Regions from separate parts of the Homo sapiens genome. Here region 2 is linked to region 1. A link is a contact called in ENCODE Hi-C or POLR2A ChIA-PET data. All regions are on one chromosome and are shown on one strand. Each heading gives the region's core, a stretch centred on a gene start or an enhancer-like site at or near the end of the contact. The rest is flanking DNA. Distances are from core to core; before and after follow the strand shown. Region 1 overlaps DIP2C (disco interacting protein 2 homolog C). Region 2 holds the start of WDR37 (WD repeat domain 37).

Region 1 (5,886 bases), core at 1,048-3,547:
AGACTAGACAGCATCTGAGTACTGAGCATGCGTCAAGCCCAGTGAGGTAGGAATCCTTACTTTGCTAGAGAAAGAAACAGGTTCTGAGAGAACCTTCCTGAGGCCACACAGCTGTCTCCAAACCCACCTCCCGCTTCCTGACCCTGAACCAGGATGGGAGGACTCGAGTCATGTGTGTGAATAATTTACCTGGATGCATCTCACGGATTGAGATTCGACCCCCAGACCTAATCATCTCTATTCAGAAATGCGTAAAGGAAGGTGCAGTTGTATCACCACGAGCTGGGGGAACAAAGGCAGGCACCCTCGATGTAGATACGGGGGGTGGAGGCGGGCGCCCAGCGCAGGGGGACAGGAGCACGTCCAGCCCAGCCCAGTCACACAACCACCCTGCCATGCCAGTGCGGGGGCCCACCATCGCGTCTCGGGGAAAGGCAGCTTCTCCTGCACAGGAATCTAAGCCTGAAAGTGTGTTTCTGAGAAGGTGTGGACCAACATCTCGGAAATCAGACACTGTAACATGCTTATCTATACAGGCCGCCTATGTCAGGGAATCACCAATAATTCCCATCTCGCCATCAATTATTTCTGGTAAATATTGATTATTTTAAGTTAACAGAGGCAACACAGGAACAAAATAATGGCAATGTCAGTGAATCTGCTCTCCCACTGAAGAGCTGGGGCTAATGATGAAATAGAAGGAGACTTGGAGAACACAGCAGGACCCCAGACACCACGGACCACCCGACCCCTCCCCCACCGACAGCCCAACCCCTCCCCCGGCAGACCACCCCACCCCCTCCACAGGTGAGTTAGGTCGTGGGGCCAAGGAGTGGTTTCCAAGGAATCTCAGAGGTTTTCAAGGTCTTGCAAGTTTAACGGGAGTTGAATATTTGCATCTGAGTCACACAAGCACATTAAAAGTAAAATTTCTCCTTTCCACTAGAATTATGAGCTTGGGGCAGCAGCACTGGCTGTATCTCATATGCTCATGAGACCCTTTGGAGGCAGCTGTACATCTCAGGTGAATCACTTTAATAATGAGAGAAGTGCTTGGGCCCTCGATCCGGGACCACAGACCCCACGACGAGGGTCTAACCAGGACAAGCCTCGGCCTGGAACAGCTGGTGTCCATGGGGGCGGTGGGGAACGCCGGGGGAACGCCGGGGGAAGCCCCACACAAGCTCGGTGTGTCCTACCCCACACACAGTCGGCATCAGCCACAGGGGTCTTTTGTTGTTTTTGTTGAGGAAGGAACATATTTAAAAGCCCAGGGCCTGGACTCCTCAAAGCTCCCCACAGACCTGGGTTAATCGGCACCTTCCCTCATGTTAAAATCAACAACTATATATGGCTGCTGACAGCACCTCAGAGCAGATGCAACACTGGGCTTTCTTGGTGTCTGGAGAAAGCAGGAATTCCAGGTCTCTGCCTTCCTACCTCCCCAAAGGCTCTGGCCCAGATGAGCTCAGGTTCTTCCAGGTAAGGAGTACAGACCAGCTACCCACATGCCCCTCAGGGTCACACAGCAGCTGTGCAGACTCTTGCACCATGCACAAGCCCTCACAACCCACCCCAGAGGAGGAAGCCCAGCCCCGGAGCCCCATGGCCCCGGCCTGGCAGGAGGCCACTGCTGGGGCCCCTGCTCAGGGTTCAGCACAGCACGGTCCAGCCACACCGGGTGAGACATCCACCCACCTGGCCATTCGTCTTTAACCTAAAACAGACACAGGAATTCAGGGAGGTGTTCCTTCCCCTTGATGAACTCATTGCTCCGGTTCTCACCTCTCCCCCCCACTCCTGTTCTCCTCTCCCCCCGATCCAGTTCTCACCTCTCTCCCCACCCCCTCCGGTTCTCACCTCTCCCTCCTGCCCTGTCACAGACACCCAGCACTGCGCCCAAGGCCTGACTCCCAGTTTCACAGGGAAACCAAGACAATCATGATTTTAGAAACTGGGAGCTAGGTGTAAAATGAGTCAATAAAGCCAGTGTCCACTGATCATCCCTCCACGCACAGCAGAGAGCAGTCCTCGGGATAAAACCCACAGGGGTGGAGAAGACACGCGATCAAGGTGGACAGGATGGAGGAGTCACAAAGAGGGGAGGTTCGGAGAATGAGGCCATGTGAACACAAAGCTAAAGTGCTCAGCGGCTGGAAGACAAAAGCTGCACAACACAAGAGACAAGCTAAACACAACCATTTAAAAAAAAAAAGAAAAAAGTGTCACTGTTAAGTAGGAGTCCATCAGGATTTAAGTTCTCGAGTCACTTAATGTATCAGCACACAGACTTCTCATAATGCCTGAAACTCGCGGCAGTGAACACGTGAATCAGTTCTCCCAAGTCCATTGTTTTGATAGGCCTCTTGATTCTCAGGCTGGTTTCAAAGTAAGCTTTCTGTTTGCTGATAACTTAATAATTAACATACTTGAAAACACATTGACTTTCAAATTAATCTGCTAATAAAATATTAATTACCACACGGGCTATCATCCACAGAAACAACGTAATCACTTTCTGGTTGTAAAAGCATTAAAATTCTAGGCCCCCCTGGCCATCTCAACAGCCCCTACTCTTGGCAAGGGCATTCCAAAGCTAACCTGAAAAACTAGTCCAGGCCATGATCGGTGGGGGGTGGGACTTGCCTTATCACCCCGCCTCCCTTCTGGAATTAGACAGAACTTAGACTCTTAGCCTGACGGGAAACATTCACAATCTATTCTCTTCAAAGCTACCTGGAGGCATCCCTCCACATGACAAAGCCTTGGTCTCCACACAACCCCTTAATCGTACAACTCTCTCAACCAACTGTCAATCAGGAAATTTTTGAATCTACCTATGACCTGGACACCCCTGCTTCCAGTTGTCCCCGCGTTTCCAGATCAAACCAATGTACATCTTACATTTATTTGATTGATGTCTCATGTCTCCCTAAAAGGTACAAAACCAGGCTGTGCTCTGACCACCTTGGGAATAGGTTCTTAGTATCTCCTGAGGGCTGTATCGTGGGCCATGGTAACTCATTTGGCTCACAATAAATCTCTTTAAATACCTTACAGAGTTTGATTCTCTTTGCTGACATGGTACCTTTCATGTGTATTTATTTTGGGGCAGGTTAAAGGGGACTCACAATGGATTGGAGGCAGCAATTGCCCACTGTACGAGAAGTCTCTGCAGACTGAGAGCCACTGGCATGGGGACTCCAACCCCTGAAGCAGCAGCTCTCCCATGTCCCAAGGCCTGAGAGACCTGCACCTCCAGGGCCTCTCATTTGAGAGTCTCAGCAACAACGCAACCAAACGTGATCAACATCACAGAATGTTCCTCAAGGCTTTTGGCTGTTGCTTCTCCCCAAGTTTACTCCTCTAAAACCACAATGGGAACAGTCGGAACAGGATGGTTCTCAGCCACTGACCCTCCTGGTAACGCACTGTCTCCAAGGCCCTTTCCCGCCAGTCACAGCTTCCTTCAAGTCAGGCTTGAAGGCCACCTCCCCAGGAAGGAAACCTCTTCAATCCAGCAACACAACTCCTGGTCCCGTCTAGAGCTTGTCTGCCAGGAAGGGAAGACTCCTCATTCCAGAGAGAGCAGGTGCCACAAAACTCAGTGTTTTCGCCATTGTGAAGGCAAATACTCATGAAATTAATACACTTTTTCCTCCTTAGATACTGACAATTCCTCTTCTGGAGGTCAGCCAAGGCCATCTGCACGAGTCACGCGTGACAGCTCTAGCCCCACCTTCGGTGTCAGCAGTGCGGCTCCGCTGAGACCCTCCTGCACCAGCCGGGCCGTGCACCTGTTCCTACAACTGCTGTCACCAGACTATAGTGATTCTAAAATAATCAGCAAGCGGACGTTCCGAAGGATGCATTTTAAAGAAAAATGTGTAAGCTTTACTGCATGAAATCAGCTACATCTTTTGCTACTCCAAAGGCTTTTTGTTTTGCCTTCTCAAGGTTCTCCACAATGATCCTGACAGTTAAGGTTCCCAGTTACAGGCAGAGGGTTGGGCAGGCCGCATCTGATGTTTAACACACACAGAGGATCCACGTCAAAGGATTTTCCCTGTTCACCAACATCATCAGGACAAACTTTAAGCAGCAATAATTTCCCTGTCTGGAAAATTGAGCTCACTTGAGCACTAATGCAACAAATGTGTTTGACAAAGTTACAGGTGGACCTTCTAGTGAATGAATCACTATTTCAAGGAGGATAATGGCTCACTATTCAAAGGCATGTTTTTGTCAGTTTTTATAATTTCAGTCTCCTTCATTTGAATCATGAAGTGAGACTTGTACCTGATACATTACAGAATCTCTACGAAATAGACGAAATTCCAATTCTGTACATTCACTCTCATTCTTTTCCATATGCACACGGATGGTCGTAATTTAAGTTGGCATTCCAACAGGATTTCTAAATTAAAATTTCTACTTTAAACATTACGTGTTAAACATTAAACATTCCATTGCTAAACATTTATAACAGGGTCTGCATGGCCAGTTTTAAAGATTTCTTCCTCACTGAAAACAAGTGTTCTGTTCCCTCAGAGAGCTTTTCATATATTTAACCAATAAATGGTCTACTCTAAAATATTCTAGAGACAGATACATTTGGAGAGGACACACTCAACACAGAAATCCATAACATCAAACAACAGTGCACAACCAGCAGTGACAGTGGAAGAGCTGCCATGTGAGTGCCCCTAAAAATACACACAAGCCTGGCTGCTTAAAAGGAATGAATATAGCTAAATACTCTTCTGTGAACATTGACGTGTGCAACCTTATAAAGTCTACTGCCTTGCAGAATCCTCCTAGCTGAGCAGCAGTAATCTTCCTTGAAGGCTTTTCTCACCTACACTGCCTACAAGTGCTCTCTGGGCAGTATTGTGTCTTTGTTTAGAATATCACAGTATCTGGAGGCCTGTAATCTGAAGTCAGGGCCTTATCATAAATCAGACACCATCCCCCTCAGGGCTAGTGGGCCAACTTCGACTAATGCAGACTGTTCCACAGTGCCCTGCAGGCGGGCTTGGTGCATCCATACGATTTTAAGGCTTGGGGCTGCCATTTTCTGCAGTCACAGATGCAGACTTACATATTCATAATGACTGAAAGCAGCACGTATTTTTATGTTCCTTCCGTAATGGTGGTAATAATAATGGCAATATTTCCCCGATCCTTTAAAAAACCTCCTAACAGCAGTTGTATTCCACCCCCTTCCTTAAAATTAGTAGAATTTACCAAACTAGGTGAAATGAGTCTTCATGAGAAAGTGACAAATCAGTATTCATGCAATGGCATAGTAGCTAGGCATACAGTGTACGTCAACATCCCAAACTAAGCACCCATCACAGTATTTCCAACTCGCAGGAAAGCTAGAAAAATCAGAAGGCTTAAAATATAATTATAGCAGAATTTCACAACAATGAAAATGAAAAAGAAACCAAAGTTTCTGAGGAGCATTTGTTAGCAAAGCAAGGAAAGCCATTAACCAGTGCTGATTACATTGCATTTGATTACAGCAGCCAAAGATGCGTCCAGAGGAAGAGAGACTTTTAAAGATTATTAGTCTTTCGGTGAGAATGGTTGCTTAACAAGTTCAGACTACTGGGCTATACCAATAGTCAAGAACAAGTTCAGACTACTGGGCTATACCAATAGTCAATTAAGAAGCAAGGCAAATGAGTGTGAGTCATTTTCCTTAGTTCTTAATGTGTCAAAAATCCCAACACTGCTGAGGTCGCTCATTCAGGGAATCGATGCTGAATTTGAAGAAACTGAAGAATTAAAGTCTGTGAATAATCTGAATGGATCAATTATTTGAGAGAAGATTTCAAAGCTGAGAAAACACTAATTCTACAGAACCTGAAGTGGAATCTG
Region 2 (5,886 bases), core at 2,457-4,956, 500 kb after region 1:
TCTAGGCTTTGTTGTTCTATCTACACAGCAGAGGCAGACTAGAATTAGCATAACGCTTAAGGACTCTAGGATTTTCAGAATGATAAATGAGCACTGGCTTCAACATAAAGTCATCAGCTGCACTAGCCCCCTAGCAAGGGTCAGCCTGTCCTTTGGAGCTCTGAAGCCAGGCTTTGACTTCTCCTCTCTAGTTATGACAGTCCTGGGCGGCATCTTTTCCCAAAATAAGGTTGTTTCAACTCCAATGAAAACCTATTGTTTAGCAAAGCCGTCTTCATCAGTGATCTTAGGTAGATCTCCTAGATGACTTGCTGCTTTATCTTGCACTTGCACATTTTTTTTTTTGAGATGGAGTCTCACTCTGTTACCCAGGAGTGTGGTGGTGTGATCTTGGCTTACAGCAACCTCCAACTCCTGGGTTCAAGTGATCCTCCTGCCTTAGCCTCCTGAGTAGCTGGGACTACAGGCGTGTGCCACCACACCCAGTTAATTTTTGTATTTTTAGTGGAGGCAGGGTTTCACCATGTTGGCCAGGCTGGTCTTGAACTCCTCACCTCAAGGGATCCACTTGCATTGGCCTCCCAAAGTGCTGGAATTACAGGCATAAGCCACCATGCCTGGCCTATCTTGCACTTTTGTATTATAGAGACAGCTTCTTTCCTTCAACCTCATGAACCAACCTCTGATAGCTTCAGATTTTTCTTCTGTAGCTTCCTTACCTCTCTCAGCCTTCAGAAAACTGAAGAGAGTTAGGGCCTTACTCTGGATTAGGCTTTATCAGAATATTGTGGCTGGTTTAATCTATACAGACCACTCAGAGTTTCTCCATATCAGCAATAAAGCTGTTTTATTTTCTTACCATTTGTGTATTCACTGTAGGAGCACTTCAAATTTCCTTCAAGAACTTTTCCTTTGCATTCACGACTTAGCTGTTTCAACATGCCTTCCTCACCATGCTTAATCATTAATCATTTCTAGTTTTGATTTAAAGTAAGAGATGTGCAACTCATTCTTTTATGAAACAGTAGCCATTTTAGGGCTATTAATTGCCTGATTTTTTTTTTTTTTTGAGTCAGGGTCTTGCTTTGCTGCCCATGCTGAAGTGCAGTGGCGTGATCACAGCTCACTGCAGCCTCGAACTCCTAGGCTCAAGCAATCCTCCTGCTTCAGTCTCCCAAGTAGCTGGGACTACAGGCATGAGCCACCACCATGCCTGGCCCCTAATTTCAGTATTGCTGTGTCTCAAGGATAGGGAGGTCTGAGCAGAAGGAGAGAGATAGGGAGGCAGCTGGTCAGTGCAGTGGTCAGAACACATAAAACATTTATCGACTCAGTTTGCTGTCTTATATAGGGGTGGTTCATGGTGCCCCCCAAGCAATTATGACAGTAATATCAAAGATCACTAATCACAGATCACTATAACTGATTTAATAACGGAAACATTCCAAGAATTACCAAAATGTGAGAGAGACATGAAGTGAGCACATACTGTTAGAAAGATGGTGCTGACAGACTTGCTCCATGCAGGGCTGCCACAAACCTCCACTTTGTAAGAAACATATGATACCTGTGAAGTGCAATAAAGTGATACACATGAAAACAGTTGTGCCTGTTACATGACATATATACACACATATATATAACTTGAGAATTTAGGAAGCGACATGTCAAACAGCTTATAACACTATAGTGTACTATCCAAGTGTTTGAGACACAGTTAAAATAATCAGTAATGAGGACAATGACAGAATACCTAGTAAATCTTAATTCCCTATCAAACCATGCGCAAAAATGAGTCTTAGTAAATTCAGCATTGTTGCCCTATGTCAGGGACAAAGTACATGTATTTTGCATAGATGGACATGTGACAAAATAGAAATTGGTTTTCTGAGACAGGATTCTCCACAGCTTCTGCAGGAGGGAGAATGTAACTGGATACCAGGATTGCAATCATAACCTTTTATAATTTCGGCTAGTTTTGTGTCTTTTAAAAAAATTACATTGGATAGTTATTTCAGGATACAGTGTGTTATGGGTTAAATTGTGTCCCCCTTTCAAATTCATGTGTTAAAGACCTCACTTCCAGTATTTTATAATGTGACCTTATTTGGAAACAGGGTTGTTGTGGATATGATTAGTTAACATGAGGTCATATTAAAGTAGCGTCTACTGTACTCCAATATGACTGATGTCCTCATAAAAAGAACGCTAAGTGTGCAGACAGACACGGACATGGAAAACGTCATGTGAAGACTGGCGGGGGCATGCTGCCACAAGCCAAGGAATGCCTAGACGCTGAGATGCATTAACAGGCTCCCATCACAGCTCTCAGAAGGAATCAACCCTGCCAATACCTTGATTTGGGACTTCCAGTCAGACCTCTGACAATAAATTTGTTTAAGCTGCCTAGTTTGCAGTATTTTGTTCCTGCAGCCCTAGCACATCAACAGTGAAAAGAATATGGATTCTGATGCCAGCCTTTAGTCTTTGCCCTGCTGCACGATTATTTTTGACTTTTGACGAGTAATTTCCACATTCTCATGCTTAAAATTCAATTTAGAATAACTTTTACTTTATTGGATTCCTTTGGGGATTAAATTAGTTACAAAAGATGTAAAGCGACTGATCCTCAAAATGATTTCTTTCCCTTGTTTTGTGACATGTCATGCTCTCAGTTATTTTCAGTGACTTTTATGGAATCCTAAATATATCAACTTAAAAAATTACATTAGCGATATTCTTGGTGTTACCTGACTGTGGTGCGGTCCAGAAAAATAAAACCACCTGTTAGAATGCGGGTTAATTAGATGGGACACTGCGATTTACAAAGCTTTCTATTTGCTGCCATGCCCAGTACAATGTCTTTGCATACTAGGTACTAAATAAAATTATGTTACTTAAATGTCACAACCTCTAAAAGTTTAAAAAATGACTTCTCTAAAAACTCAAATATTTTTTTCCTTGGCGTTCCTCTTACAGAATTGTTTTTAGTGATAAAGTTTTATTAATATACTTAATGCAGAAATAACTTCACTTCTTTTTTTTTTTTGGTAATCTGGATCCCCTAAATAGAATGCTAAATTTGTTTCTTGTGCAACAAACAAGTTACCACTTCTGACTCTTCATCTTGAGCTTCCTTATTTTTTTTTGGAGACGGAGGCTCGCTCTGTCCCAGGCTGGAGTGCAGAGGCGCGATCTCGGCTCACTGCAACCTCCGCCTCCCGGGTTCAAGCGATTCTCCTGCCTCAGCCTTCCGAGTAGCAGGGGTTACAGGCGCGCGCCGCCACGCCCGGCTAGTTTTTGTATTTTTAGTAAAGACAGGGTTTCACCATGTTGGCCAGGCTGGTCTCGACCTCCTAATCTCGTGATACGTCGGCCTCGGCCTCCCAAAGTGTTGGGATTACAGGCGTGAGCCACCGCGCCTGGCCTTGAGCTTCCTTTTTAAAGGAAGGAGCAGGAATGTTAACCTACACAGAAAAAAAAAATGCTTTCACGCTCTTGATTTACTCTAGGTGGGCTTCAAATGCGCGGTTAGCGCTTTCTGTAGAGCGTTGAGACGGCTGTTTACGTAAAGACCATCATGCGACGTTTCCAACCTAGATTCTAAGAAAAAAGCGGCCCAAGTCCCACCTTTCGCAGGGAACAGCTGATTCTGTTTTTCCTTCCCAGCCAATGGTGATCAAAAGCTTCAGGACGCTGGTGAGTCACTGCGGAGGAGCCGAACACTGACCGCGCCGTCCCCGCCAGGCTCCCGCGCGGCCGGCACCGCGGCCCTGAGCGCAGGCGGCCCCGGGTCTCAGGCCTCAGGCGGACCGCGCCCCGGGCTCGCAGCCCTCCCGCCCCGGCTGCCGGGCTACGGGGCAGATGGACTCGGAGCGCCCCGCCGGTGAGTAGCTACGACCCCCGAGGCCACCTCCCGCGAACCGCTCGGCGGCAGGAGTACGTGACCAAGGGTGGGGGCGTTGGCCCAGCAGCCGAAGGGGTCTTCAGCGCGCCCAGACCCCTCGGGGCTGCGGGGCGGAAGCCGGGGCGTGACTTCCGGCGCCGCCGGGTGTGGGGCGGAGGTGTGGGGCGGCTTCCGGAGAACCCAGCGGCGCGGGACTGGGGCGGGACTTCCGGCGACACCGGAAGTGCATTAGCGCCAGGTTGGGGTTGTGGGGTCGCGTCAGTGCGGAGACAGCGGTGTCCTGCGCGTCTTCGGGTCAGTACGGGGGGCCGCGTCGTAGGGACTCACTGGCGGTGCGCGACCTGGGCTGGCTCCGGGGGTGGCGGGCGCAGCTGCTGTGACAGGTGAGTGCCGCCATCTTCCTACCTGTCAGGCGCCGAGTCGTTCCCCGGATGCCCCGAAGAGGAGTCGGGACACTGCAGGGCTCAAGGGGGTGCAGGGGCAGTCGGGGCATAGTGGCGGATGGGGTGCAGGTGGGCTTGGAATGCAGAGGGTCCGTGGTGGTGCAGGAGGGGTCGGGTCCCTGGAGGACCCGTGGCGGTGCAGGAAGGGCCGTGGTGCAGAAGGGTTCAGGGTGCAAGAGAAGTCGGGGCGCAGGAGTAGTCCGTGGCGGTGCCAGAGGGACCAGGGTGCGGGAGGGATGGGGGCCCGGGGCGGTGCAGAAGATGTCGGAGTCCAGGAAGAGTCGGGGCGCTGGAGGGGTTGGGGGCAGAAGGGTTCGGCCCGGGGTCTCTCCCCGCCCCCTTTGCTTCGGCCTGGGCATCCCGGGGAAGTGCGTCTCCAGGGAAGCACTTGGGAGGCCCTTCAGAGAGGAGAATGGCCTTTCTTCTCTCCAAAGAGTGGGGATGGTCGGCTTCAAGAAGGGTGGTGAGTGTGGAGTGACGGATGCTGAAGTGATTAACACAGCGCCATGATATTGTTCCCCTTTTGAAGACTTCCTTTTCCTTCCCTTCCCCCTGAAAGCAGCCACCGCTGGAGGGAAACATTTTAAGACAGCTGTTCACCGGAATAACACAAGAGCAACAATAATAATGTACTCATTTACTAAACCAAGTTGAATAAATACATTTTTCCAGGTTGTGAGTGAAAATAGCTTAAGGTCTGCCAGGTTTTTAGAGATTTTGTCATTTAACTTAAACGCTAAAACATTCGTCCCTTGAAGCGGATACCATTATAGAAAAGTGTTAATTGCTTGGAAGTTTCATTTATTGAAGTTCAAGTGTTTTTCTCTTAAATTCAGTATGTTGGCCTGTGAGTTACGGTCATAAAAGTATTGCAGGAATTATTTACCTCTGAATGAGAAAGCTCAAGATAGTTATATCTCCAGGAACTTTCTTCGTCTTCTGAACTTCCCCCAACCCCAGCAGACACACACACTGTTCTGGTTACTTTCCTGATCAAATTCGAGTCTTTCAAAATAGCTTTTGATATGTCCCAGGAGTTAAACACGGTATGTAAATATGAACTCACCAATGTGGAACAAATGGAGTGATCTGTTATCCCCTGGGTTTAGACGCTGCCTTTCTATTAATACTGCTCACAGGAGACAGAGTAGGGACTCGTGTGCACTGGCCACGTCTCAACAGCAGTGTGACCTTGGGCAAGGCCTTCCTAAGTCCCGACTCCCTGTCCTCTAACATGGTGTTCATATCAGCCTCATTTTCTTACTGGGAAGGTTACGTTATGTAATATATGCCAGCCATTTTTGCAAAGTGCTGTATACAGGAGATCTTGAGTGAGTGTGTTTCCCTCCTCCTCTTTTTGGGTAGCTATGTTAGGCTGTTCACTTTGGGCATTTGCCCTGAACTAAAATCCCTAAGTCCCTTTCCCCAAGGTGAAACTAAGATAGAGTTTTCATATTTATCCTGTCTTATTCTTTTCAGGGAAAAGATTTTACATCTGTTGAATTTCATCCTTGGTTTAAAGTTGTTCTTTTAACT

What was found. Hi-C counts contacts between places; a loop is a spot of excess contacts on that map. ChIA-PET counts read pairs that join two places held with the same protein, here RNA polymerase II (POLR2A).
Region 2: a loop to region 1 is called in a map with no recorded cell type, with 7 times the contacts of the local background. The contact joins the promoter of WDR37 here to the enhancer-like site in region 1. A Hi-C loop is called at or near these places in 1 of 37 single-sample maps with no recorded cell type. POLR2A ChIA-PET finds 5 or more read pairs at or near these places in 1 of 52 experiments (H1).

What each region holds. Positions count from the first base shown.
Region 1 is chr10:558,179-564,064 of GRCh38, forward strand. All of the region lies in intron 1 of DIP2C (disco interacting protein 2 homolog C), which reads right to left. Among named protein-coding and RNA genes, the nearest start is that of DIP2C-AS2, 67 kb to the right of the region's middle. Within about 2 kb of position 2,298, at least 3 of the 41 ENCODE cell types and tissues checked have a DNase peak (open chromatin) inside an H3K27ac peak, as active enhancers do.
Region 2 is chr10:1,052,679-1,058,564 of GRCh38, forward strand. It overlaps WDR37 (WD repeat domain 37), which reads left to right and starts at 3,707. Exons shown (of 14, transcript NM_014023.4): 1 at 3,707-4,290. It also overlaps a transcript of IDI1 not described here. RefSeq lists silencers at 3,185-3,244, 3,675-4,104 and enhancers at 3,355-3,404, 4,205-4,264, 4,365-4,424.